Linked DNA regions of Homo sapiens: region 1 is linked to region 2. Evidence: chromatin loops called from intact Hi-C (ENCODE). Cell type or tissue: PC-3. All regions are shown on one strand. Each heading gives the region's core, and the rest is flanking DNA. Links, peaks and the distances in the headings are about the cores only. Region 1 has its middle 10 kb from the start of ZHX3. Region 2 overlaps ZHX3 (zinc fingers and homeoboxes 3).

Region 1 (15,494 bases), core at 4,714-12,713, 140 kb after region 2:
AGAAAATATGTAACAAAGATGGATGTGCCAACTGCTTTGGGAAGCACAGAGAATAGCATAATTAACAATATACAGGAGAGTGTGGGTAGGCTTCCCAGAAAAGGTGACTTTGGGGCCACATCTAAAGAGTTGTTGAGACAGAGATTCCAGGCAGAAGAAACAGCCATTTAATACCAGTGTTGGGGGGTATGTCACAAATGATATTTACACACAGAGGCATATTACTTTCCTTTAAAAAAAATTAAGCAGATTTCAGGTAATCCCTATAATAATGTCATTTGCACTCACATTCTAATGAGCTTTCTCAAGCAGTAAGGAAACTGCTAGTATAGTTAATGCAATAGTTACCACCTGACCTCTGTTTTATTGGAATGGGCTACACCTGTGAACTTTTTGTGCCAGGGTCCAGAGGCAAAGAACTATCTGAAGTTTGCTGGCTGCAAGGACCAGAAACCCATCAGACCAATTCAAGGAAAATAAAAGGGGACTTTATCTTTAGGCTTTGGGTGGGATGGATCTCACAGAGGCCAAGGGAAATAATTAGCTGGGATTTTGGATGGGCTGGAAGCAGAGTAAGGGGAGCCAGTATGACTCCAGCAAACTTGTTTTCTCTGCCTCCAGGTATTAATAATACAATGGGAAATGTGTCTACCAACCTCTCCCAAGTATGAGATACAATTCCAACTACCCAGAGACTAAAACTCCCTAATCATTCTAATCACAAAATCATGTAGAAAAGGCTCTAACTGACCCAACTTGTGGTAGGTACTCTCCTCCAGAACAGTCATGCCAGCTTACAGGCATGAAGTTCACCAGGAAGCCACCTCTGTGAATCAAGAAATGGCCAATTACCAGGAAAAGGGAAATTGTTTCTAGCTGAGGCGGTATCTTGAAAGAAGTCCCTCACAGAACTGCTGGTTCCACATAGTGGCAAAACCCCTGGGAAACATTTGGTAGTGACACAGGAAACAATTGTTGAGTTCTTGATTTCTGCATAGTAGGGAGGCCTTTTTTAAGTGGCAATAAAAAAAAAAGTTGTTTTTTTTTTGTTGTTTTGTTTTGAGACTGTGTCTTGCTCTGTCACCCAGGCTGGAGTGCAATGACATGGTCTTGGCTCACTGCAACCTCTGCCTCCCAGGTTCAAGTGATTCTCCTGCCTCAACATCTCAAGTAGCTGGGATTACAGGCGTGCACCACCACGCCTGGCTAACTTTTGTATTTTTAGTAGAGATGGGGTTTTGCCATGTTGGCCAGGCTGGTCTCGAACTCCTGACCTCAGGCAATCCACCAGCCTTGGCCTCCCAAAGTGCTGGGATTACAGGCATGAGCCACCATGCCTGGCCTGAAAGCTGTTTTTTTCCCAGCAAAAAAGGGGACAAAAACTGGGATGCTCTCCATAAGACCTCTGTAGGCACATGATAGGATTGTACTTCCTTACAATAGCTTGGATTTGTGAATAGCCATGTGACTTTCTTTGGTCAATAAAATGTGAGTAGAAGTACAGTCACACATTGCTTAATGACAGGGATATGTTCTGAGAAATGTGTGATTAGGTTATTGCTTCATTGTGCAAACATCATGCAGTGTACTTACACAACTTAGACGGTAAAGCCTACCATACTGAGGCTATATGGTATAACCTATTGCTCCTCGGTTACAAACCTGTACAGCATGTTACAGTACTGAATATTGTAGGCAGTTATAACACGGTGGTATACATCTGTGTATCTAAACATATCTAAACATAGAAAAGGTACAGTAAAAGTAGGGTATAAAATATTTTAAAATGGTACACTTGTACAGGGCACTTATGAATGGAGCTTGCAGGACTGGAAGTTGCTCTGGGTGAGTCAGTGAGGGAGTTGTGAGGGAATGTGCAGACCTAGTAAATTACTGTATGCCACTGTAGACTGTATACACACTATACACTTACTGCTAAATTTTTTTTCTTGAGACAGAGTCTCGCTCTGTTGCTGAGGCTGGAGTGCAATGGCGCCATCTCGGCTCACTGCAACCTCTGCCTCCTGGGTTTAAGCAATTCTCGTGCCTCAGTCTCCCTAGGAGCTGGGATCACAGGTGTGCACCACCATGCCAAGCTAATTTTTTATATTTTTAGTAGAGACAGCGTCTCAATATGTTGCCCAGACTGGTCTCAGACTCCTGGCCTCAAGTGATCTGCCTGCCTCGGTCTTCCATAGTGCTGGAATTACAGGAGTGAACCACTATGCCCGGCCATACTTACACTAAATTTAGTTTTTAAATGCTTTTATTTGGCTAGGCACAGTGGCTCATACCTGTAATCCCAACACTTCGGAAGGCCGTGGTGGGAGGATTGCTTGAGGGCAGGAGTTTGAGACAAACTGGGCAATACAGTGAGACCCCCCATCTCTACAAAAAAATGTAAAAATTAGCTGGGTGTAGTGGCACATGCCCATAGTCTCAGCTACTCAGGAGGCTAAGGTTGGAGAATCACTTGAGCCCAGGAGTTTGAGGCTGCAGTGACCTACGATCATGGCACTGCACACTAGCCTGGGTGACAGATGGAGAGCCCATCTCTTAAAAAAAAAAAAAGGAAAGGAAAATAAATAGGTAAAAAAAGATTTTCTTTAATAATTATCTTTAGCTTACTTTAACTTTTTTAGCTTATTGTACTTTTAAATATTTTTAACTTTTTGACTGTTTTGTAATAACACTTAGCTTTTTTTTTTTCTTGAGACCATCTCGCTATGTCACCTGGGCTGGAGTGCAGTGGTACAATCTCAGCTCACTGCAGCCTCAACCTCCCAGGCTCAAGCAATCCTCCCATCTCAGCTCCCCAAGTAGTTGGGAAATAACACTGAACTTAAAACACAAACCCACTGTACAGCTGTACATTTTCTTTCTTCATATTTTTGTTCTGTAAGCTTTTTTTCTTTTTCCTTTTTTTCTTTTTTTGAAACAGGGTCTCATTCCAACGCCCAGGCTGGAGTGCAGTGGAGTGATCTCAGCTCACTGTAACGTCCACCTCCCGGGTTCAAACAATTCTCCTGCCTCAGCCTCCCGAGTAGCTGGAATTACAGGTGTGTGCCACCATGCCTGGCTAATTTTTGTATTTTTAGTAGAGACAGTGTTTCACAATGTTGGCCAGGCTGGTCTCAAACCCCTGACCTCAAGTGATCCACCCGCCTTGGGTTCCCAACTATAAGCTTTTTTCTATTAACTTTTTTTTAACTTTTTAAGCTTTATTGTAAAAAGACGTATTAGCCTTGGCCTACACAGGGTCAGCATCATCAATATCACTGTCTTCTACCTTCATATCTTGTCCCACTGGAAGCTCTTCAGAAGCAATAATATGCATGGAGCTGTCAACTCCTATGATGAAAATGCCTTCTTCTGGAATCCCTCCTGAAAGACCTGCCTGAGACTATTTTACAGTTATTTTTTATAAGTAGAAGGAGTACACTCTAAAATAATGATAAATAGTAAACACATGAACCAGTAACATAGTCATTTATTACAAGTATCAAGTTATTTGTATTACCTGTATCATGTACTGTACATAATTGTATGTGCTGTACTTTTAGACAACTGGCAACACAGGTTTCTTTACATGAGAAGCACCACAAACCTGTGACTAACGTGTTGCACTCTGATGTTATGATGGCTATAAGGCCACTAGGTGACAGGAGTTTTTAGTCTCCATTACCATCTTATGGGACCACCACTGTACATGCAGTTCATCACTGACTGCACGTACAGTGTTGCACCATTGTATATGCAAAACATCATTGTGTGGTGTATAATTCACCATACATCACTCCCAGGTCCAAAGCTAAGTCTTGAGATATTTGTACCCCCATGTTTATAGCAGCATTATTCACAATAATCAAAAGGTAGAAACAACTCAAGCATCTATTAACAGATAAATGGGAAAAATATGGTATATACATATGAAAGATTATTTAATCTTTAAAAGGAATTAAATTCTGACATGCTACAACATAGATGAAACTTGAGGACATTTTTCTAACTGGTTAAGTAAACCAGTTAGAAAAAGGCAAATATTGTATGACTCCACTTATGTAAAATACCTACTATAGTCAAATTCATAGAGACAGAAAGTAAAGTGGTGGTTGCCAGGGGCTGGGGGGAAGGGAGAATTGGAAGTTATTGTTTTATGAGTATAGAGTTTTGGTTTTCCAAGATGAAAAGAGTTCTGGAGATTGGTTGCACAACAATGTGAATGAAGTTAACACTAGTGAACTGTTCACTTAAAAATGGTTAATACAGGGCCGGGCACGGTGGCTCACACCTGTAATCCCAGTATTTTGGGAGGCCAGGGTGGGTGGATCACTTGAACTCAGGAGTTCAAGACCAGCCTGGCCAACATGGTGAAACCCCATCTCTACAAGAAATACAAAAATTAGTCAGGTGTGATGGTGCTCACCTGCAATCCCAGCGACTTGGGAGGCTGAGGCATGAGAATTGCTTGAACCTGGGAGGCAGAGGTTGCAGTGAGCTGAGATTGCACCACTGCACTCCAGCCTGGGCAACAGAGAGAGACTCCATCTCAAAAAAAAAAAAAAAAAGTTAATACCTAGATTTATGTAGATTTATGTAGATTTTACCGCAGTTTAAAAAAAATAAATAAATCAAATGGGCCGGGCGGCTCATGCCTGTAATCCCAGCACTTTGGGAGGCCAAGGTGGGCAGATCACGGGGTCAGGATATCAAGACCATCCTGGCCAAAATGGTGAAACCCCATCTCTACTAAAATACAAAAACTTAGCTGGGCGTGGTGGCATGCACCTGTAGTCCCAGCTACTTGGGAGGCTGAGGCAGGGGAATTGCTTCAACCCAGGAGGCGGAGGTTGCAGTGAGCTGAGATCACACCACTGCACTCCAGCCTGGTGACAGAACCAGACTCCGTCTCAGAAAGAAAGAAAAAAAATCAAATGGAGATAATAAAATGGAATAAAAAATACTTGGCTACTCCAAAAGAAGGACAAAAAAATTAAACAGGGACAAAAGCCAGGTAGGACAAATAGATTTTTTTAAATAGCCAGATTATATACTTAAATGGTTTGAAATCATATCTGTAATTATATTAAATGGGAATGGACTAAATATTCTAGCAAAAGGGGAAAATTAACAAACTGAAATTAAAACAAACAAACAAGACTCAACTATTTGACGCTGGCCAGGTCTGGTAGCTCACTCCTGTAATCCCAGCACTTTGGGAGGCTAAGGCAGGTGGATTGCTTATGACCTAAATACACAAAATAAAACTATAATCATGGCCTGACATACAGAAGATACTCAATAAATATATCTTGAATGAATGGGTGCATATATGTGATATGTTGCTCCAACTAAACTTCACTTATTCAATGAACAGCCAAACCAATTTTTTTGGATATGGACTTAAACATGAAAGGTAAAACAATAAATTTTAGATGATAACATACAATAATATCTTCATAACCTCAAGGTAGAAAAAGTTTTCTTGGCCGGGCGCAGTGGCTCAAGCCTGTAATCCCAGCACTTGGGAGGCCGAGGCAGACGGATCATGAGGTCAGGAGATTGAGACCATCCTGGCTAACATGGTGAAACCCCATCTCTACTAAAAATACTAAAAAAATTGCCGAGCATGGTAGCGGGCGCCTGTAGTCCCAGCTACTTGGGAGGCTGAGGCAGGAAAATGGCGTGAACCCAGGAGGCCGAGCTTGCAGTGAGCCGAGGTCGTGCCACTGCACTCCAGCCTGGGCAAGAGCGAGACTCCGCCTCAAAAAAAAAAAAAAAAAAAGAAAAAAAGTTTTCTTAAACAGAACAGAAAAAGCACTAGCCATAGGAAAGATCGATAAATTGCACTTTTTTTTTTTACAATTAAGAACTGTTCAACAAGAGACATCACTAAGAGAGTGAAGAAGCAAGCCACAGATTTGCCATGCACATAACAAAAGTTTTATATCCAAAATATACAAAAACTACTATATAGACCAATAGAAAAATGGGCAAAAATAGGCTCTTCACACACACACACACACACACACACACACAGACACAAATCCAAACAGCCAATAAACATGTAGCAAGTGCTTAGCCTCATTAATGATGAAAATGAAATACAGCGAACAACTACTACAGATCCAGGTGGCTAAACATTCCAAGTCTGACAGTAACAACTGTTGGTGAATGTATAAGGGAAGCTCTTATACATTGCTGAAGGGAGTGCACTTGTATAAACATTTTGGAAAACAGTTTGGCATTATTATTTTTTTTTGAGACACAGTCTCGCTCTGTCCCAAGCTTGAGCGCAGTGGCGCGATCTTGGCTCACTGCAGCCTCTACCCCCAGGGTTCAAGAAATTCTCCTGCCTCAGCCTCCCAAGTAGCTGGGACTACAGGTGTATGCTGCCATGCCCTGCTAATTTTTTGTATTTTTAGTAGAGACGGGGTTTCACCCTGTTGGCCAGGATGGTCTTGATCTCCTGACCTTGTGATCCACCCACCTCAGTCTCCCAAAGTGCTGGGATTACAGGCGTGAGCAACCGCACCCAGTAGCATTATTTTAAGTTAAGCATAGGCATAGCTCATAACCCAGAAATTCTGCTCCAAAATACATACCCATGAGAAACACATGCCCAGATACAGCAGTAGACATGTACAAGAATGTTCACAGCAGCATTATTTATAATAACCCCACGTTGGAAACAACCCAAATGCCCATCAGTAGCAGATGGAATAAATTGTGATATATTCACTCAGCAGAACACTACAGACAACACTGAAAATGAGTGAAGTATAGCTGTGCACAGTACCATGGAAGAATCTGATAACGAGTGTGAAGCCAGAGAAGTCACACACACATCTTAAGACTGCCTTTCTATAAAACCCATAGCCACACAAAACCAAACATGTCCCTCCCCCACAATCCCCCACCACTCCTCTACTTATGAGACACAGAAAGAGTGGTAATAGAGACAGATTTCATGGTAACTAGTTAGGGAATCACCATTTTGTACCCAGGCACAGAAAACCAACCCCCTACTGGAATATCTCCTGCATGCAGGGATGAGGAGAGAAACTGGCCTTCGAGGTGAGGGAATTCAAGGAAGTGACTGACAGCTCTCTGCTGTGGGGATAGAGAACATTATTACGGTCAGGCCACCCTTCTGTTAGAATCCATTGTGATGACTTCAGTGTTACTTTTTTTTTTTTTTTTTTGAGACAGGGGCTCACTGTCACCCAGGCTGGAGTGCACTGTCACTATCATGGCTCACTGCGGCCTCGACCTCCCGGGTTCAAGTGATCCTCCTGAGTAGCTGGGACTAACGCAGCACCATGCCCAACTAATTTTTCTATTTTTTTTTGTAGAGACAGGGTTTCACTATGTAGCCCAGGCTGGTCTCAAACTCCTGGCTCAAGTGATCCACCTGCTTCAGCCTCCCAAAGTGGTATGATTACAAGTGTGAGCCACCATACCCAGCTACAGGGTTATTTTAATAAAGTCACTGAAAGTTAGGGGGTCATAATGACCCATTTATAGCATGCTAAACTTTCATCAGGCACTGGAGGCCACGATATGGGACAACAAGCAATTCCTGAGGTGCACTGCACATTAGCAAAAGAAGGCCATGCAGCTCTGGAAAGATTCTCAACAATAAACATAATTAAGTTTGTTGTATGTTCCTCCAGATTTTTTTAGGGTATCTAAACGTTTTTTATTATAAATATGGTATTATATTACATGTATTGTTTACCTTTTTAAAACTTAACAGTAGCTGCTAAACATCTGTTAAACATATTTTAATACATAGAGACCTACTTCATAATTTAGGGGGTGATGGAAACTTCATAATTCTGGGTGTGATTAATATACTTATTACCTTGATTGTGGTGATCATTTCACAGGTACACACATCAAAACTCAGTGTACACTTTAGATATGTGTTTTTTTGTTTTGTTTTGTTTTTTGAGATGGAGTCTCACTCTGTCGCCCAGGCTGGAGTGCAGTGGCGCCATCTCTGCTCACTGCAAGCTTCGCCTCCCGGGTTCACGCCATTCTCCTGCCTCAGCCTCCCGAGTAGCTGGGACTACAGGCGCCCGCCACCACGCCCAGCTAATTTTTTGTATTTTTTAGTAGAGACGGGGTTTCACCATGTTAGCCAGGATGGTCTCGATCTCCTGACCTCGTGATCCGCCCGCCTCGGCCTCCCCAAAGTGCTGGGATTACAGGCGTGAGCCACTGCGCCTGGCCTAGATATGTGTTTTATTATACATCAATTATACCTCAGTAAAACTGAAAAAAGGTTGTGTTTTAAATCTCTCCCCACCGTTTTTTTTTTTTTTTTTTTTTTTTTTTTTGGCACGACAGGGTCTCACTCCTCTGCCCAGACTGGAGCACAGTAGTGTGATCATAGCTCACTGCAGCTTCCAACTCTTGGGCTCAAGCAATCCTCTTGCCTCAGCCTCCAGAGTAGCTAGGACTACAGGCACGCACCACCATACCCAGATAATTAAACAAATTTTTTTTGTACAGACAGCCTCTTGCTTTGTTGCCCAGGTTGATCTCAAAATCCTGGCTTCAAGCAGCCCTCCCTCCTTGACCTCCTGAAATGTTGGGATTACAGGCATGAGCCACCACGCCTGGCCTTGTGTTTTAAATCTTTTACTGTTTTCTTCCACTTAACACTATAAATTCCATCCATGCTGTTTTATGTCTATTTCATGTAGAATTCCAAGGTATGTATCCACAACATTTTACTAACTCATCCCCTAGTTCCTTTGCCTCTAGTTCCTGTATGCCATTAACACTGTAACAAATAACCTCCTGCTTGTCTTCTTGCGGATCTGAGCAAACTTTCTTCAAAATGTATTTCCAGGCATGAGACTGCTACACTACTGAGCCCTATGCATACTTAATTTTACTCAGAACTACTGGCTTATTTTATAGAAGGGCTGAGCAAGTTTATATTCCCACCAGTCCAATCTCTTCACATGGGTTTCTGACCCTTCGCGTTGCAGTAACACTGAGACGATGGATGTTCATTCCTGGTGCCCCGATTCAATTTGAAATTGACTTCATGGTCACTGACAAATTATTCTTCAGGTTGTGGCAGGGCTGAGGCCATTTCCTAGTGACTTAACAGATGGAATTTGTTCTCTATTTTCACTTGCTTTTTAAATGTTTTCGGGGAGGGGTGCCTGTTAGAGACAGGAGCACTACAGACTGTCTTCCCTAGGCACTCCCTGGCAGCCTTCTAAGTCCCTAACTACATGGAGAAACTGCCTTGGGTCAGTGTTTTAAGCTGCAAGGAATGTTGTGACTCAGCTAGTCGTTCAGGGACACCTCGATGAACAAGGCCACGGGAAGGAAGTCATTACACAGAGAGCTGGACTGTAAAAACCAAAAATACTCTACACACCAAACTCTAGAGCAGTGCAGCAGTACATCCCATGACTCAACGGGACAGCTTCTGCCACGTGGCACACAGCTCCGGATATGTGGTGCGCAGCCCTCACTCGCGGCTCTGCTGCCGCTCTGAGCTGCTTGGAAAGTTGATGGGGTGGGGAAATCTGTGACTGTATTCTCTCTCCACCCCCTCCACTCTGACCATTGCTCCTCTCATCAGCTCCCCCTCTTCCTACTCCTTCTTTAACCCTCTTGCCCTGCAAAAACAAAAACAGCTGGAATTTAGTATTTCACACATGCTGGCAATTTAGTGGGGACACATGGAGGTCAAAACGCTGGCACTCTAGGAAGACCCTACTGATCAGGCAGACACTGGGCAACAGGTCATATCACCTGGGACAGGGTCAAGAGTACTGGGCAAAGAGGCAGCCCCAAGGAACAGAGACTTCAAGGTACAGGCAAAACCTTTAAAGATGTGGACATTCACTCACTAATCTTTATCAGAGACCTACTATGTGCCAGATGCTTTTTGTTTGTTTCTTTGAGACGGAGTCTCATTCACTGGAGTGCAGTAGCACCATCTCGGCACACTGCAACCTCCACCTCCAGTTCAAGCAATTCTCCTGCCTCAGCCTCCCCATGAGCTGGGATTAGAGGCATGCACCACCACACTTGGCTAATTTTTATATTTTTGGTACAGACAGGGTTTCACCATCTTGGCCTGGCTGGTCTTGAACTCCTAGCCTCAAGTGATCCACCCGTGTTGGCCTCCCAAACTGTTGGGATTACAGGCGTGAGCCACCGTGCCCGGCCCCAGACTGTTCTTAGGAACTGTCAGTGAAGACAGATCAGATGTCTTGTCCTCACGGGGCCTGCATTCTTTTGGAGGGAGACACACACATACCAGACATCCTCAAGAAGTGAATTAGCACTCAAGGAAGTTGTTAGGGCTACTGGAAAAGATTAGAGCACAGAGAGGTGTCTGGGCATGGTCAGGGTAGACTTCATGGACATTGGTGTGGTCTTGAGGTTAGTGAGGGAGCCAGCCAGGTAGGCATCTAGGGAAAGAAACTTCTGGGCAGAGGAAACAGCCAGTGTGCTTTTTTTTTTTTTTTTTTTTTTTAAAGAGAGAGTCTTACGCTGTCACTCAGGCTGGTGTGCAGTGGTGTAATCACAGCTCTGCAACCTTGAAATCCTGGGCTCAAGCGATCCTCCCATCTCAGCCTCCCAAAGTGTTGGGATTAAAGACATGAACCACTGCATCTGACCAAGTATACTTTTAAGTGTACTCAATAATTGGTTTCCTTTTCCTCATCTATAACAACAGTTTCTACCTTTTGTCCAGCTCCTGAGAGCCTTGAGTTCTAATCACAACAGCCCCTCACTCCCAGTGGCAGCCCTTCCATGCAGCCTCCCCTCTCTAGCCCCACTCTGCCTGTTAGCATCTGCAGCCATGGTGCAGGCCTAGTACATGGATGAGTTCCCAGACTGCTGGAGGCAGCCCCACCACCCCGAGCCCCTGGCCACCCAGTGGGCCAGAAACAGCCATGCTGGCTCAGGGTGCACTACTAAAGCTGGACACTGACAAATGAGAGAATGATCCAGAATTAGAAAAGACTCAAAGAGAGAGAAGCTACTCCTGGATAGACATAATAACCATATGTAAAGATAAATTACCAAATTATGAAGAAAAGATTAAGGTGTTTTATGGGGAGCATTTACACTTGGATGATCGGATCTGTTACATCCCGGGTGGCAGTGGATACTTTTGATATGACAGATAAAGAAGACAAGTGAATCTACATCTTCATGGAGAAAGGAGACATAACTCTCCCCACAGGAATTCGTCACCACCTCACTCTGGATGAAAAGAAGTACGTGAAGGCCATATGGCCATTCAGGGAGACCCAGTGTGGACAGCATACAATGGGCCAGCTGACCATTTCAATGTCCAGGGACAATACATGAAATTTCTGGCACAGACAGCATAGCAGGGCTCCCTGAGAACATGTACTTTGTGAAGGTCCTAAACGTAACTGAGCACAAAATCATTTTTCTCTTTGCTTTTATACGGTAAACTTGTCTTTCCTTTGCAAGATTATTTGATCAGAATGTTTTTTATCTTATTTTTATTTTTTGAGACAGAGTCTCACTCTGCTGCCCAGGCTGGAGTGCAGTGGCATGATTCCAGCTCGCTGCAATCTCCACCTCCCAGGCTCAAGTGGTTCTCATGCCTCAGCCTCCTGAGTAGCTTGTATACAGGTGCACATCATCACACCCGGCTAATAGAAACAGGGTTTCAACATGTTGGCCAGGCTGGTCTCAAACACCTGGCCTCAAGTGATCTGCCTGACTCAGCCTCTCAAAGTTTTGGGATTACAGGCATGAGCCACCGTGCCTGGCTCAGAATATTTTTTAATGAAAGGAGCAATAAAACTGATTTTTACATGGAAGCAACTGTGGAAATGAAGACAAGTCACCTTCGTTTTGTCTAATGCAATCAAGACTAGTGGTTCAGTAGCCCTGTGTTAGTACATGCACTCATCTTTAGTCCAAATGAGAGTTTCATCTCCCAAAATGTATCTCCTTAGATGTTCTATCTGGACATGATATTGTGCCTGCCTTGTAACAAGGTGCAATGGTAGATAACCAGATAGAAGACACTTTTTTTCTCCCAAAATTATACACTGAGGTGGGGAATTATACACATAGAGGGAAGAGCTCTTATGTTAGGCGACACATTCTGAGTTGCTTATGCCACTTTCTTGTTCAAAATAAAGTCATTGCTGGGCGCGGTGGCTCACGCCTGTAGTCCCAGCACTTTGGGAGGTCGAGGCGGGCAGATCACGAAGTCAGGAGATTGAGACCATCCTGGCTAACACGGTGAAACTCCGTCTCTACTAAAAATACAAAAAATTAGCCGGGCTTGGTGGTGGGCGCCTGTAGTCCCAGCTACTCGGGAGGCTGGGGCAGGAGAATGGAGTGAACCTGGGAGGTGGAGCTTGCGGTGAGCCGAGATTGCTCTACTGCACTCTATCTAGCCTGGGCTACAGAGCAAGACTCCATCTCAAACAAAACAAAACAAAACAAAATAAAGTGACTGCCTCAATTTTATGCTCATGGCTTGGCATTATCTTATATTCAAGTATATATGGTATTTTGCCTAGCTTGTTAAAATCACCAGTTTAGATTCTTTGTGTGACTGTATATGTATGTGATTAATGTGTATATTATCTGTGTTGGTATTTTTTTCAGTGCGAGTTGTCTAGGTTCTTTCACAATCAAGATTTTAACAGAATTAGTATTTTAAAATTTATCAAGAGAATTAGTACGTTATTTTTCTACTCAATTCTAAGACTCTACTCAATTCTAAGACACAATTATGCCTAGTTCGTTATAATCATAGAAAAACCCCAAATAAATTTCATGTTTTAGAAGGTCAGGTTGTTTTCTAAGTATTTTTCTAAAACTGGATGAAAATTTTTCATGTTAAAATTAATTTTTCATTACTTTCACACTGGTCTTGGGGGTCTGTTTCTCACTGCACAGAGGAAAGTCGATCCTTAAATGTTATTATCATGGTGCCTGTGTACATTTTAATCCTGAAATTATTAATTTTAGGATTAAGGCCAGGTGCAGTGGCTCACATCTGTAATCCCAGCACTTTGGGAGGCTGGGGCGGGTGGATCACATGAGGCCAGGAGTTTGAGACCAGCCTGGCCAACATGGTGAAACCCTGTCTCCACTAAAAACACAAAAAATTAGCCAGGCATGTGGCACACGCTTGTAATCCCAGCTACTCAGGAGGCTGAGGCAGGAGAATCACTTCAACCCAGGAGGCAAAGGTCACAGTGAGCTGAGATCGCACCACTGCAGTCCAGTCTGGGCAACAGAGTCTCTATCTTTAAAAAAATAAATAAAATTGTAAAAAAGGATTAAAATGTAGACAGGAACCATGATAACATAAATATCATAGGGCTTTCTTCTGTCAAATTTTACTCTGATAAAGTGCTGATCTGATTTTTTTTTATGGATTCATTTCTAAATGGTCATTGTAAAATGCAACTTCCTTCTTCTTGGAGACAGGGTCTTACTCAGTTGCCCAAGCTGGAGTACAGTGGCATGATCACAGAATCACAGTTCACTGCAGCCTCAACCTCCTGCTCTCAAGCAATCCTCCCACCTCAGTCCGCCAAGTAGCTGAGACTACAGGCACGTGCTACCACACTCAGCTAATTTTTTTTTATTTTTTGTAGAGTCAGGGTCTCACTATGTTGCCCAGGCTGGTCTCAATCTCCTGGGCTCAAGCAATCCTCCTGCCTCAGCCTCCCAAAATGCTAGGATTACAGGCGTGAGCCACCACACCTGGCCAAAGCAGAATATTATAAAATGTAACATAATCACAGGAGTGATATTCCATTACCTTTGCCATATTCTATTGGTTAAAAGCAAGTCACAGGTCCTACCCACACTTCAGTGAAAGGGATGACACAAAGGCATGAACACCAGGAGGCAGAAATGCAGGGGCCACCTTAGAGTCTGTCTGCCACTGAAGACAGTAACAATGGATCTGGAATCTGAAAAATGAGTTGGCATCAACAATGTGGACAGAGGGAGGGAAGAACTGTCCAAGCAGAGAAGGGGCAGGACGGTGAAAGCAGATGGTGTGTACAACTTATACAAAGGGCCTAGTCTAGTGACTAGCAATACCGTATCACTCTCCTGCTCAATAATCATTGATAGCTCCCCAGTGCCCATGGTTTTGCCCCATATTCAAGGTTATCTCCTTGCATTCGCTTTGTCTTCAATACCCATGCCTTCACTCACCACTTCCACCCACTTAGACTGCCTATTGCCTCCTATATTTACCCCATCTATATATAGTTCAAGGCCCAGCATAAACTGATATTCTGTAAACAATATTTCTGAATATCTAAGTGGAGGGCACTGTGCCAGATCCTCTTGGAGTTGCAAAGCTTAAGACATGGTCCACATGCCAGATGGAGGGCGGGTGGGGGCAGAAGGTACACCCCAAGAAGAAAAAGAATAGGAGGTCCCTTTGTTGAGGATCAAACCCATGGGGCAGTTGGGAAATCCTGAAGGGATTTTTAGGCCACAGAAAGCTCCACTTCCTACATTGGTTAATGATCTTTCAGGATTCCTCTCCAGGCTAGAAATTACAAACAAATTCCAAAAAGGCTGCTAAACTGACGTCTTTCCGGGAGTCGGGAACCGCACAGTTGCAATCTAGACAAGCCGGGTCACTCCTCATCTGGCACAAAAGGTACCTTTAGCAGGAGCTGCGGATGGCAACAGAAGTCTCCTGCCCTCCAGCCTGAGGGTCCCTGATAACATCCAGGAATTGTTTCCATTGGCTGGGAGGAGAGGCCCCCAGTGGCTGTGCACAGTTCTGGCCACATCCTCAGGAGAAGGAAACAAGGAAGGCAAAAGCAACCCAGCCAGGGACACAGAGCAGGAACCTCTCCAGCCGGGGGCGGAGGGGGCTGCTCCCCCAGCTCCATCTCTCACCTAGCCTAGGAAGGAGCTGCGCTTGGACCCGGCAGCCCCGACCTCGCAACCACGTACCTGCCCACTGCTCACTGACATGGCTGGGGGTTGAGCAAATGTCTTGAGAGCAAAAGCTCCTGGATTGAAGGAAGTGGGGAGGCCTGGCACCTCCTGGGTCTCTCTTCACACCCCAATTTCCATCTTCTCCAGCATTTACTCCACCTGGAAGGCAGAGGCTTTACCCTCAGCACTCACTACAGCGTCTTCCTTCGCTCTGAGGGCAGGGATTTTATACCCTTCCCACCTCCCAACCTAAACTATCCCCAGGTGGCTCAGCCTGGCCTTTGTACAAATGAGTCCCTGCACCTGGATCACTGTGCTCACCTGTCTTCACCTAATTCCAACTTACTTTTCCACTCTCTGGAAAGCATTCTCTGACCCTTCCCACCCCACTATGGGCTCCTGGGCTTGCCCCACCTCAGGTTTCATCATCTTATATTGCAATTCCCTGGCTGCTGGTCTGTTCTTCCCCTCCCCTCCCCATCCTCTAAGACTATGGGGCTCCTGCAGCATCTCTAGTGCCTGGCCCAGGC
Region 2 (14,904 bases), core at 1-8,000:
CAAAAGCAAGACCTCTCCTGGAAGGCAGAAGGGGCCACCGCCATGCTTGTCCTTGGAGCCACATGAGCACGGTGCCCTGCCAGGTCCAGTTCCCTGGGTAGGGGAGAAGGACGGTCCCTAAAACACCACCAGTGCTTCTTGCCCAAAGCCCTTGCCCTCTCTCTGGGGTCTTCTAGCACTGTCACTCTGCCCAGCCCAGGAGGTGTCTGTGCCCACGAAGCCTGGTACTTGTGGCTTGGCACTCTGGGAAGCAGGTGGTTTCTAAGAAATGAGCGGAGCTACAGGTGGACAGGTCTTTAGTTCGCCCCTCTTTACCAGCTACTCTCAGAGCAACCGGTCTTGGGGAAATTGAGGATTTACCATTTAGAACAGCTCTGTAAGCAAGTTTTCTAATTTTCAAAGGCACCATTTCCTGTAATTTTCTCAATTCAAAAAAGGACATGAGGGTTAGGCTAAAGTAGAGTTCTTGTTTCCAAGTTTGGGGACATAAATATAAAACTTTAAAAGCATCCTCACAAGGACCAGTGATGCCCAGCACCCTTGGGCATGCATCCAGCACACCGGCCAGACCCTGGGGTGGGAGCCACGGGCACTCTGGGTGTTCTGCCAGGGATCTCTGCATGCAAGTCTTTGTGCTAAAGACCACCCTACCTCTGATAATTCCAAGAAGTCAACAAATCCCTCCAGCCTTCACCCTTACTAATGGGCCAGTGTGTTATTCCTTCCCAAACCATAGGAGGCTCTGAAATGAGTGTGGAGAAAGGGCTCTGAAAACCGCAGTGGTCAAAGCTTCAGGCTGTGGCTATAGATTTCCACTTACGTCCCTACCCCATGTCTTTTTTCCATCTTTCTCTCACTCCAAACATGTCTAGATTAAAAAAAAAATGCAGGCACATAGGTCAGCACATTAGGCTTAACAACAAATGTTTCTTTAGTTGATCTGATAACTGAAAAGTTATGGTCCATGATTCAAACTCCCATGAAAAAGCAGAATTACGGTAACAACTAAAGAGAATGGTAAAGCATCCAACGCTAATCACATTGCCAGTCCATTTTTTGAACTGAGGGTTACAGCAGGTTCTGCACTGAGTAGCCCACAAGGCAAAGCAAGCCTGACATGAAACGTAGCCGGTCATCACTTAATGCAGCAGAGATCTCTTCAAAGGTACTGCTTCCTTGAGGAACACAAAGGGGGCACAAAGGGGTTCCAGACGTAGCTTTGTGCCTATAACTTCCCTGCCTGACTGTGGAAGGTGAGGGGCACCTGTGACCCAGCAATCCCCAGAGAACAGACACAGGTCATTTTTAGAGATGACGTAACTGACAATGCACTGCTTGGCTAACCAAAGTTTCTACGTAATGACAGTGTTGATAATCTGATGTTTTATTTAACATATAGAGGTGGATGTATATGTTAAAAGCTTGATTCTGTGTCTATGAATATGACTATGAACTCTGAACTATTTTATCCATTGGAAGGTAAAGGAAAGGTCCTACATTGTGGGAGGAAGAACTGATGAGAACCCCATCTTGCTTGCTGCTTGCTTGGTGGTGGGCAGGCCGAGGGTAGCGGCAGGCTCTGGGCTGTCTGCGAGGATTCTGGAAGCTCTCCCAGGTGCCCAGCAGCCGGGCATGGGAACGGCATGTGGCAGCAGAGAGTCGGGTTTGGCTCTTCCACGTGGCAGGCGGTTTCCCAGACTGGCCAGTCCTTCACATTAATCAGATCAAATTCAGTCTGTTTCTGAGAAGAAAACACATGCCTGTCACTCTACGGCAGCTGCCACCACCTGCCCCCCAGGCAGCCTGGTCCTTGCTATACCAGGGTGGCATCACTGGCTTTGAGGACCTCTTAATTCCATGAGCAATGAATGGCCTTCTGCCACCCACTCCCCCACCCTCCAGCCTGAGGGAATGTGGGTTAAGGACAGGATGCTGGCTCAACCTTGTAAGGCCATCAGACTCTCTGAGAGACCCTGCTAAACCCTAGGCCTAGCAGCAGGAGCAGTGGTTTGGCCTCTCCAGGCCCACTAAATCCCCCTAGCTCCCCAGGCTTCCGCCACCACCGTCTCTGGAGTCCTGTCCTAAAATGCTTCATCCTGCCCTCTCCTTCCAGGCTCTCCAGAACATACTGTTCCAATATAATAGCAGCTGGGTCTAGTTCTGATATGTATTCTACTGATGTCTTCACTTCATTTGTAACTTGCAACCCTAACATCAAAGTCAAAGTAAGGCTGATATCAGAGAGGTTCATCATCTGTGATTCATAAAGAAATGGTCCTTAATTGCAGCTGGCTGAGAAAGCCATGAGAAACCAGGTACAGATAAACAGATTGGCCCTTCCTGTACCCACAGTTACCTGTCTCAGACAGAAGAGAACAATGCCAATGGCAATGGCCACCCCCTGCCATTCCTGCTCTGTCCCACAAAGGACAGCAACATGTCACTTTGTGTTGGATTTAGTAGCTGAGGGGAGCCAATGCTTGTCATTCAAATCCACTCATCACATTTCCATGTTGACTTTAAGAAAAAAACCATGGTAAAATATAAATAACATAAAATTCACCATTACGACAATTTTAAGTGTACAATTCAGTAGCATTAAGTACATTTACAATGTTATAAAACCATCACTCTATTTCCAGCAATTTTTCATCATCCTAAACAGAAATTATATATCCATTAAACAACAACTCCCCATGTCCTCCACCCCTTAGGCCCTGGTAACCTCTATTTTACCTTCTATCGCTATGCCTTTGCCTATTTTAGATACCTCATGTAAGTTGAATGGTACAATATTTGTCTTTTTGTGTCTTGACATCTCACTTAGCAAAAATGTTTTCAAGGTCCATCCATGTTGTAGGATATATCAGAATTTTATTCCTTTTTTGGCTGAATAATATCTTACTGTATGTACACACACATTTTCTTTATTTATCTGGTGGTAAGTACTTGTTTCCGCCTTTTGGCTACTGTGAATAATGCCACTAAGAACACTGATGTACATGCATATGTGAGTCCCTGTTTTCAGTCCTTGGGGCGTATACCTAGGAGTGAAATTGCTGGATCACATGGTAATATTCTATATTCACCTTCTTGAAGAACCACAAAGTCGTTTCCCAAGGAGCTGTACCATTTTATATTCCCACCAGCAATGCACAAGGGATCCAGTTTCTCCACATCCTCCCAACACGTTGTTTTCTCTGGGTGTGTGTTTGTAACAGCCATCTTAAGTGTGAAGTGGTATCACGCTGTGGTTTTGATTTGCATTTCCCTAATGCCAAAGGTTCGTCTTTTCATGTACTTATTGGCCATTTGTATATTTTCCTATGAGAAATGTCTAAATCATTTGCCCGTTTTTGAATTGGTTTTGTTGTTCAGTTTTAGGAGTTCTATACATATTCTGAATATAAATCTCTTATCAGATGTATGATTTTCAGCTCTTTTCTCCCATTCTGTGGGTTCTTTCATTCTTTTAACAGTGTTCTTTGAAACACAAAAGTTTTAGATTTTGACGTAATCCAAATTATTATTTTCTTTTGTTGCCTATGCTTTGAGTGTCATACATAAGAAATCATTGCCTGGCCAGATGGGGTGGCTTGCACCTGTAATCTCAGCACTTTGGGAGGTTGGGGAGGAATGCTTGAAGTCAGGAGTTCAAGACCAGCCTGGGCAACATAGCAAGATCCTGTCTACACACACACCCACACACAAAATAGTAATAATAAAATTAGCCAGGTGTGCACACTTGTAATCCTAGCTACTCAGGAGGCTAAGGTGGGATGACTGCTTGAGCCCAGGAGTTTGAAACTGCAGTAGGTTTGATTGTACCACTGCACTCCAGCAACAGAGCAAGAACCTGTCTCAAAAAAAAAAAAAAAAAAAAAAAAGTAATAATTGCCTAATCAAAAATCTGGAAGGATTCTATTTTCTTCTAAGTATTTTATAGCTTTAGCTTTTTTTAGTTCTTTGATCTATTTTAAGTAAATTTCTGTATATAGTACAAGGTAAGAGTATAATTTCATACTTTTGCATGTATATATCCAGTTTCCCAGCACCTTTTGGTGAAAAGACTGTCTTTTCCCATTGAATGGTCTTTGCACCCCTGTCAAAAATCAATTGACCATTACGTGGGGATTTCTGGGCTTTTTATTTTATTCCATTGGTTTTGTATGTCTCTCCTTATGCCAGTACCACACTGTTTTGATTACTGTAGCTTTGTAGTACAATTTGAAATCAAGTGAGTGTGACTCCTTCAACTTTGTTTTTTCTCAGTTTGTCTATTTGGGGTCCCCTGAGATTCTATATAAACTTTAGGATGGATTATTCTTTTATAATTGATAGTTTACATATTTATGGGGTACATGTGAATATTTTTTACATGCACAGAATGTGTAATGATCAAGTCAGCATATTTAGGGTATCCATCACCTTAGTATTTATTATTTCTGTGTGTTGGTAATATTTCAAGTCCTCTATTCTAGCTACTTTGAAATATACAATATGTTGTTGCTAACCATAGTCACACTAGTCTGCTATTTAACATTAGACTTTGTTTCTTCTATCTACTATAAGTCTATACCCATTTACCAACCTCTTTTCATTTCCCCCTTCTACTCTCACACCCTTCCCAACCTGTGCTATCTATCATTCTATTCTCTATCTCCATGAAATCAAGATTTTTAGCTGCCACATATGAGTAAGAACGTGTATTTGTCTTTCTGTGCCTGGGATATTCCAATGAACATAATGACCTCCAGTTCTATTATTTTTTGTCTTTTTAATAATAGCCATTCTAACTGGGATAAAATGACATCTCATTGTGGTTTTGATTTGTATTTCCCTTTTGATTTGTGATGTTGAGTGTTCTTTAATATACCTATTGGCCATGTGTATGTCTTCTTTTGTGAATTGTCTATTCATGTCTTTTGTCCCCCCACCCACCCCCACCTTTTTTTTTTTTTTTTGGACACAGGATCTCGCTCTGTAACCCAGGCTCTGGAATGCAGTGGCACAACCACGGCTCACTGCAGTCTCAACCTCCTGGGCTCAACTGATCCCCCCACTTCAGCCTCCTGAGTAGCTGGGACTACAGGTATGTGCCACTACACCCGACTAATTTTTGTAGAGATGGGGTTTCACCATGTTGCCCAGGCTGGTCTCAAACTCCTGGGCTCAAGTGATCCACCTACCTCGGCCTCCCAAAGTGTTGGGATTATAGGTGTTAGCCTCTGTGCCCCACCTTTTGCCCACTTTTTAATATGATTTTTTGTTGAATTCCTTATATATTCTAGATATTAGTCCTTTGTTGGATGAATAGTTTTGCAAATATTTTCTCCCACTCAACATATTGTCTCTGTGCTGATTATTTCCTTTGCTATGCAGAAGATTTTTAATATAGTTCCCTTTGTCTATTTTTGTTTTAGTTGTGTTTTTGAGGTCTTAGCCATAAAATCGTTGCTCAGACCAATGTCCTGAAGTGTTCTGCACTGTTTTCTTCTAGTAGTTTCATAATTCAAGGTCTTATATTTAAATCTTTAATCTGTCTTAACTTTTGTATATGGTGAGAGATACAGGTCCAGTTTTATTCTTTTGCTTATGGATATCTAATTTTCCCAGCATCATTTATTGAAGAGGGTGTCCTTTCCTCATTGCATGTTCTTGGCACCTTTGTTGAAAATCAGCTGGCTGTAAATATGTGGCTTTATTTCTGGGTTCTATTTTCTTTTCCTTTGGTCTGTGGGTCTATTTTTATACCAATACCATGTTGTTTTGGTTACTATAGCCTTGTGATATATTTTGAAGTCAGGTAATGTGATGCCTACAGCTTTGTTCTTTTTGCTTAGGATTGCTTTGACTATTTTAGCTCTTTCGTGGTTCTGTACAAATTTTAGGGTTTTTTTCTACTCCTGTGAAAAAATCACATTGGTATTTTGATAGCAATTGCATTGAATCTGTAGATTGCTTTGGACAGTGTGGCCATTTTAATATTAATTTTTCCAATCCATAAGCTTGGGATGTCTTTCCATTTGTGTCCTCTTCAGTTTCTTTCATCAGTGTTTTACAGTTTTCCTTGCAGAGATCTTTCACTTCCTTGATTAAATTTATTCGTAAGTATCTTTTTTTATTTTTGGTAGCTATTGTAAATCAGATTACCTTCTTGATTTCTTTTTCAGCTATTTTATTATTGGTGTATAGAAACTCTGATTTTTGTACGTTAACTTTATATCCTGCCACTGTGCTGAATTTGCTTACCAGCTTTAAGAGTTTTGGTGGAGCATTTTTGGTTTTTCTAAGTATCAGATCATGTCATCTGCAAAAAGGGACAATTTTTCTCTTTTCCAATTTGGATGCCTTTTCTTTCTCTTGCCTGATTTCTCTGGCTAGAACTTCCAGTACTATGCTGAATAGGAGCGGTGAAAGTGGGCATCCTTGTCATGTTCCAGTTTTCAGAAGAAGGATTTTCAGCTTTTCCCCATTCAGTATGATGCTAGCTGTGGGTTTATTTATGGCCTTTACTATCTTCTTTCTATGCAGTTTTCTGAGTGTTTTTTTTTTATCATGAAGCAATGTTGAATTTTATCAAATGCTTTTTCTGTTTATTGAGATGACCACACGATTTTTGCTCTTCATTCTGTTGATGTGATGTATTGCATTAACTGAATGGTGTATGTTAAACCATCCTTGCATTATAATTTTTTGAGACAGAGTTTCGCTCTTGTAGCCCAGGCGGAAGCACAGGGGTGCAATCTTGTAGCCCAGGTGGAAGCACAGGGGTGCAATCTCGGCTCACTGCAACCTCTGCTTCCTGGGTTCAAGCAATTCTCCTGCCTCAGCCTCCTGAGTAGCTAGGATTACAGGCATGTGCCACCATGCCTGGCTAATTTTGTATTTTTAGAGATAGGGTTTCACCATGTTGGCCAGGCTGGTCTCAAGCTCCTGACCTCAGGTGATCTGCCCACCTTGACCTCCCAAAGTGCTGGAATTACAGGCATGAGCCACCATGCCCAGCCAAGGATTATTGATATGTGAGGTTTTGTTATTGTTATACTGTTGTTTTCTAGTTGTTTTATATATTTTTTTCCTTTTTCTTTTGTTTGGCATTGTACTCTGGTAGTTTTCTGTAGTGGTAGCATTTGAGTCTTTTCCTCATCTGTGTGTTTGCTTTGCCAGTGAGTTTTATACTTTTGTGTGTTTTACATAGTGTTAAATGTCATGTTTTCACTTCCATGTTTAGGACTCTTGTGAGCATTTCTTGTAGGGCCAGTCTAGTGGTGATCAATTCTCTCAGCTTTTGCCTGTCTTGGAAATACTTTATTTCTCCTTCATTTATGAAGGATAATTTTGCTAGACATAGTATCCTTGGCTTACTTTTTTTCCCCTTCAGCCCTGTCAACATATTATCTCATTTTCTCCTGATCTGTAAGGTTTCTGCTGAAATCCACTGTTAGTCTGATGGGGCTTCCTTTATAGTTGCTTACACACATTTCTCTTGCTGTCCTTAGAATTATCTGACTTTAGAGAGTCTGACTATAATGTGCCATAGAGAATACCTTTTTGCACTGTATCCATTTAGAGGCTATCAGGGCCTCCTATATCTAGATGTCTAAATCTCTTGTGAGATTTGGGAAGTTTTCACCTATTAATATTATTTCATTAAATAGGTTTTCTCACTCTTTCATTTTCTCTTAACCCTCTGGGATCCCAATAATTTAGATATGTAGTTGCTTTATTGTGTCCCATATGTCACAAAGGCTTTGCTCATTTTTTATTCTTTTTTATTTCTGAGTTATGTCAAAAGACCTGTGTTCTAGCTCTAAGACTTTTTTTTCTGCTTGATCTAATATATTGTTGAAGCTTTCAATTGTATTCTGTACTTTGTTTCATGAAGTCTTCTATTCCAGCATTTGCTTTTTTATGACATATATCTCTTTGATAAAATTATCATTCATTTCCCAAATTGTTTTTCTTTTTCACATTCTCTTACATCTCATTGAGCTTCCTTACACTCAATAATTTGAATTCTTTTTCTGGGATTTTGTGAGTTTATTTTTTATTGGAATCTATTGCAGGAAATTTATTGTGTTCCTTCTGAGGTGTCATATTTCCTTGCTTTTTCATGTTTGTGTCCTTATGTTGATATCTGCACATCTGGTGTAACAGTTGTTTCTTCTAATTTTTTGCATTTGCATTTGTAAGGGAGGACTTTTTCCTAGACGTATCTATGGTGTTGTTTGGGTAGGACACTTTGGCTTTGATTCTTGGTATGTGCAGTAGTGTAGTCTCTGTATGATTTCTTTGGCTATAAATAGCATCAGTGGTATCTGTGATTTCCTCAGTGGCTGAGTAGTTACTAGTGGAAGCTATGGTAAAATTTTGCTAAGGACTGGAATGCCAGGTGGGCCATTCTCCAGGCACCAGTGGTAGCAGCAGTGGACAGAGCATGCCTGTCTTTGGACCTCAGAGGAGCATACAATGGCACCAGTGTTAGTGGGTTCAAGCAGGCTGATTCTTGGGCTTTCGGGTGGCTTACTCAGATGTCAGTAGTGGCAGCAGTTCCCAGGCATGTGATCAGGTTCTCAGGCCCCTGGGCAGCTGGCGTGGCATGGGAGATGGCAGTGACAGTGTTGAAATGACCCTCTGGGTCCCAAGTGATATGTGCTTGTGTTGGCAGTGGCTGCAACAGGCTGGGCGGCCCATTCTGCAGGCCCACAAGTGGTACATACAGGTAGTAGTGGCCAAGTGGGTAAGCCCCAACCTCAGGTACCCAAGAGGAGTATTCAAGTGCCAATGGTGGTGGACTAGGCTGGACAATCCCCCAGCCCCTAGACTGTGTGCTCTGGCCACGGAGGTGGTGGTGTAAAGCCAGGCTGGGCAGTCTCATCTTCAGGCTCCCTATGATGTGTGCAGGTGCCAACCAAGGTGGGCAGGTGCAGGGCAATCCCTAGGCCACCTTCAGAATGCTTGGATAGGGAGTGGCAGTGCTGTACTACTACCTTCCATTGGAGAGCACAGGGTTGCTGGCCAGTGGGGAATGCATGTGCCACTCACACCTCACTCAGCTCCAGTGGCACTTGTGCCTCAGCCCCTGCTATGGTAGCTGGCACCATAGTTGTACCTCAGCCACAACAACAGGAGCACATGCCTTGTAGTGCTTCAGCCCCAGCTGCAGTAACCCAGTCACTTATGCCTCAGCTCTGGGGAAAACAGTCTGCAGTTCTCTTACACCTCAGCCCTGGCACTCAGGGACTCCAGGACAGTGTACAGTCTTTTGGGGGGTGGGCTTTAAATGGCATCTTGCTGTAGCTGTTTTGTTCTCAGGAAGTGTGGGGGACCCAGTGCGAGCTCCGTTCTGGAGCAGTTCCATTGAACAATCTCCTGGCACCTCCTATGTTAAGTTTCAGGGACTGCAAGGGCTGAGGAGCTCTCCCGTGGCTAGAACTGCAGAATCCTTTCATGGTGGAAATGTGGACCACTGAGGGTCTCTCACTTACCTTTTCCCCATGCTGGGGGGTCTCTCTCAGTTCCCAGCCAATCCCAGCTGAACAGGCTGCCTTGCTTCTTTTTCCTTCCTTACTTTGTTTCCTGTCTCTTTTCCGTGAATTCCAGTGTTCTGTCTTGGATAATCTATTCAAAGTGTGATTATCTACTCTCTATTTTTGTTCTTAATGGAAGAGGCGAGTACAAAATGCCTCTAGTCAGCCATTTTGGTTGGGTCTTCCTGGATTTTCTTATTTCTGTAAAAATGCGACTATGCTTTTGATAGATTTTACATTGACTCTGTAGTTTGCTTTGGGTCACGTCTACATCTTAATATCAATCCATGAACATGGGATATCTTTCTATTTATTTAGGTTATCTTTAATGTTTTTCAGCAACATTTTGTTGTTTTCAAGATACACTTCTTTGGCCTCCTTGGTTAAATGTATTCCTAAGCACTTTTTCTTTTTGATGCCCTTGTAAATGATACCATTTTTAAAATTTTCTTTTCAGATTGTTCATTGCAAGTGTATAAAAATACGACCAATTTTTTTAGACAGATAGGGTCTCACTATGTTGCCCAGGCTGGCCTCCTTGAATTCCTGCCTCAGCCTCCCAAGTAGTGGGACTACAGTTATGTCACTGTGCCCAGCTAAATACAAATGATTTTTTTTGTTTTTATATCCTGCAGCTTTGCCAAGTTCATTTATTAGCTCTTAACTATTTTTGTGTGTGTGTGGATTCAAGTTTTTTTTTTGTTGTTGTTGTTGTTTTTGTTTTTTTTTTTTGAGAAGGAGTCTCGCTCTGTCACCAGGCTGGAGTGCAGTGGCATGATCTCGGCTCACTGCAAGCTCTGCCTGCCAGGCTCAAGTGATTCTCCTGCCTCAGCCCTAACCCTGAGACTAAAGGCACATGCCACCATGCCCAGCTAATTTTGTATTTTTAGTAGAGACGGGGTTTCATCATGTTGGCCAGGGTGGTCTCGATCTCTTGACCTTGTGATCCACCTGCCTTGGCCTCTCAAAGTGCTGGGATTACAGGCGTGAGCTACCACAACTGGCCTCAAGTTTCTACATATATGATCATGTCATCTGTGAACAAAGATAATTTTACTTCTTCCTTTCGAACTTGGATCCTTTTATTTATTTTTTTTGCCTAACTGCTCTGGCTAGAACTTCCAATGCTGTTTTGAATAGATGTGGCAAAACTGGGCATCTTTATTTTATTCCTGATCTCAGGGGAAAAGTTTTCGGTCTTTCCCCATTGTTGAGTATGATGTTAATTGTGGGCTTTTCATATATGGTCTTCATCATATTGTCATATTCCTAGTTACTGAGTGTTTATTGTCATGAAAGCAAGTTGACTTGTTAGATGCTCTTTCTGCTTGAATTAGGATGATGTGTTTTATTCTCTTTATTCTTGTAATGTGGTGAATTACATTGATATTCATGTGCCAGGCAATCCTTGCATTGCAGGGATAGATCCCTCTTGCTCATGAGGTATAATCCTTTTAGTATGCTGCTGAATTTGGCTTGCTATTTTGTTGGGGATTTTTGTATCTATATTCATAAGAGATATTAGTCTGTAGATTTCTTTTCTTGTAGTGCCCTTGTCTTGCTCTGGTGTCAGGGTAATGGTGACCTCATGAGTTAAGAAGTGTTTACTCCTCTTCAATTTTTTTGGAGGAGTTTGAGGAGAACTGGTGTGTTAATTCTTCTTTCAATATTTGGAAGAATTCACCAGGGGTCCTAGACTTGTCACTGTTGGAATGTTTCTGATAACAATCTTCTTACCAGTTATTGATATATTTTGGTTTTTTATTTATTTGTCAGTTGATTTTGGGAGAGTGCGGGTTTCTAGGAATTTCATCTAGGTTACCCAATTTATTGGCACATAACTGTTAATAGTAGTCTCTTATAATATCATATTCATGTGAAAATATCTTATATTCATGTGAAAATGTAACATCCCCTCTTTCCTTTCTGATGTTAGTAATTTAAGTCTTCTCTTTCATTCTTATTTAAAGGTTTGTCAATTTTGTTTTTTCAAGAACCAACTTTTGGTTTCATTGATTCTCTATATCTGCTCTAACCTTTATTTCCTTCCTTCTGGTAACTTTGGGTTTCATTTGCTCTTTTCTAGTTCTTTAAAGTGTACATTTAGTTTACTGATTTGAGATCTTAAAAAAAGTTTTTTTAAGACATGGGGTCTTACGCTGTCACCCAGGCTGGAATGCAGTGGTGCAAGTATAGCTCACTATAACCTCAAACTCCTGGTAAACAATCCTCCCACCCCAGACACCTGAGTAGCTGGCACTACAGGAACATGCCACCACACCTGGCTTATTTTTTACTTTTTTGTAGAGACAGGATCCCACTTTGTTACCCAGGCAGGTCTCAAACTCCTGGCCTCAAGTGATCCTCCTGCCTTGGCCTCCCAAAGCACTGGGATTATAGATGCAAGCCACCATGCTCGACTGAGATTTTTTATTTTTTGAGAAGGAGTTTCGCTCTTGTTGCCCAGGCTGGAGTGCAATGGTGCGGTCTCAGTTCACTGCAACCTCTGCCTCCTGGGTTCAAATTATTCTCCTGCCTCAGCCTCCCAAGTAGCTGGGATTACAGGTGCCTGCCACCATGTCCACCTAATTTTTGTATTTTTAGTAGAGACAGGGTTTCACTATGTTGGCCAGGCTGGTCTCGAACTCCTGACCTCAGGTGATCCACCCACCTTAGCCTCCCAAAGTGTGGGGATTACAGGCATAAGCCACTGCGCCCAGCGTAAGTTCTCTTTTAATGTATGCATTTACAGCTACAGATTTACCTCTTAGGATTGCTTTCACTATGTGTCATAAGTTCTGGTATGCTGTGTTTTCATTTGTCTCAAGGTATTTTTTACTTTCCCTTATGATTTCTTTGACCCATTAGTTTTTAAATAGTGTGTTAATTTCCACCTATTTGTGTATTTCCACTTTTTTATTTTCAATGTCTAGTTTCATTCCACTGTAACTGGAATGTACTCTGTATAATCTCAGTTTTTAAAAATGTATTAACACTTGTTTCATGGCTTAACATACGGTTTATCCTGGAGAGTATTCCATGTGAATTTGAGAAGACTGTGTATTCTGCTGTTGTTGGGTGGTATTCTGCTTATGTCTATTTGGTCTAATTTGCTTAGAGTGTTGTTGAAATCCTCTATTTCCTGATTGATCTTCTGTCTGGTTTCTATATCCATTATCGGACATGGAATATTAAAGTCTCCAACTATTTTTGTCTTTCTCCCTTTAATTCTGTCATTTCTGTTTCATATGTTTTGGAGCTCTGTTAGGGGTATATATATATATAATATATATAAATAAATATATAAAAATAAATATATATTTATAATAAATATATTTTTATTTCATATATAAATATATATCTTATAAATATATATATTTATATAACATAAATATATATTTATATATATTATATATTATATATAATATATATTTATATAAATATATATATTATATATAATATATTTATATATAATATATATTTATATATTATAAATATATATTATATATTATAAATATATATTATATATTATATATTATATAAATATTATATATAATATATATTATATATAATATATATAAAAATATATATATTTATATATATAAATATTTTATCAATATAATATCCTTGTCTCTTGTAACCTTTCTTGATTTAACATTTATTTTGTGTGCCTTTTTCAAAAGAGGACACTGGAGGTGAAGAAGGAAGCTCTTGACTCTCCTAAAGCTGATCCCAAAGTGAAGGCTTTGAAGGCCAAGAAGGCAGTGCTGAAAGGCATCCACACAGCCACCAAGAAAAAAAAAAAAAAGATTCACACATCACCCACCTTCCTGTGGCCCAAGACATTATGACTCTGAAGACAGCCTCAATATCCTCAGAAGAGCACTACCAGGAGAAATAAGCTTGACCACTATGCCATCATCAAGTTCCCAATAACCAGTGACCACTGAGTCTGATGTGAATTAGATAGAAGACAACAATACACCTGTGTTCACTGTGGATGTTAAAAGCCAAAAAGTACCAGGTCAGGCTGTGAAGCAGCTCTATGACACTGATGTGGTCAAAGTCAACACATTGATCAGGGCTGATGGAGAGAAGAAGGCGTATGTTCAACTGGCTCCTGATTACAATGCTTCTGAGGTTGCCAACAAAACTGGGATCATCTTGGCTGAGTCTTGCTGGCTAATTCTAAATTATATATATATAACATGTTATACATATATTTTATATATAATTGTATATATTTAAAATACATATATATTTTATATATAATTGTATATATTTAAAATACATATATATTTTATATATAATTGTATATATTTAAAATACATATATATTTTATATATAATTGTATATATTTAAAATATATATTTTATATATAATTGTATATATTTTAAATATATTTTATATATAATTGTATATATTTAAAATATATATATTTTTTTTCTCCAGAAAAAACAGATTATTTTGTCTGGTGATAATATAGCCACCTCAGCTGTCATATGGTTACTATTTTCTAGGTGTATCTTTTTCTATCCTTTTACTTTCAACCTCCTTGTGTCCTTATATCTAACATGAGTCTCTTAAGACAGCATATAAACACTATTTGTTTAACTCCAATCTGCCAATCTTTGTTTTTAATAGAAGAGCTTAATCCCTTTACATTTAATGTGATTACAGATCAAGGATTTACTTCTGCCATTTGGCTATTTGTTTTTAATATGTCTTATATGTTTTTGATTCCTCAATTCCATTACTACCTCCTTTTGTATTTATTTGATTGTTCACAATGTACTGTTTTGATTCTGTTTTTACAATGCACTAATTTGTTAGTTTTACTATTTAGACAGATTACATCTTACATTCTATGCCCATTAATATAGATTTATAATTTTTTAATGAATTTGTCTTTTAAATTATAAAGCACAAAGAGAAAAAGTTATAAACCAAAAGTACAATAGTACTGGCTCTTATATTTACCTCTAAAGTTATCTTAACTAGTGCTCTTTTTTTTTTTTTTTTTTTTTGTGATGGAGTCTTGCTCTGCCCCACCCAGGCTGGAGTACAGTGGTGCGATCTCGGCTCACTGCAAGCTCTGCCTCCCAGGTTCAAGCGATTCTCCTGCCTCAGCCTCCCAAGTAGCTGGGATTAGCACCACCAGGCCCAGCTAAGTTTTGTATTTTTTGTAGAGATGGGTTTTCACCATGTTGGCCAGGCTGGTCTCAAACTCCTGACCTCGTGATCCACCCGCCTCGGCCTCCCAAAGTGCTGGGATTACAGGTGTGAGCCACGGCACCTGGCCTATTTTTTCTTATGGCTTCAAGTTTCTGTTCAGTATCCTTTCATTTCAGCATGAAGGACTCCCTTTAGC

Evidence for each region. Peaks named below come from ENCODE experiments on the same cell type or tissue, not always from the same donor. Only the 100,000 strongest peaks of a DNase experiment are listed, where the experiment ranks them.
Region 1: a loop joins it to region 2, with 4 times the contacts of the local background. A loop is called at or near these places in 53 of 110 quality-filtered maps.

Annotation. Positions count from the first base shown.
Region 1 is chr20:41,320,277-41,335,770 of GRCh38, forward strand. It overlaps the pseudogene ADI1P1. Among named protein-coding and RNA genes, the nearest start is that of ZHX3, 10 kb to the left of the region's middle. RefSeq lists an enhancer at 9,569-9,618 and a silencer at 13,789-14,015. In PC-3, for the core only: no CTCF peak of the experiment used is centred there; a DNase peak (open chromatin) is centred at 9,415; H3K4me3 peaks cover 264 bases; H3K27ac peaks cover 1,768 bases.
Region 2 is chr20:41,183,461-41,198,364 of GRCh38, forward strand. ZHX3 (zinc fingers and homeoboxes 3) reads right to left here. Exons shown (of 4, transcript NM_001384317.1): 4 at 1-1,741. The coding sequence ends at 1,731. It also overlaps the pseudogene RPL23AP81. Among named protein-coding and RNA genes, the nearest start is that of MIR6871, 22 kb to the left of the region's middle. In PC-3, for the core only: no CTCF peak of the experiment used is centred there; no DNase peak of the experiment used is centred there.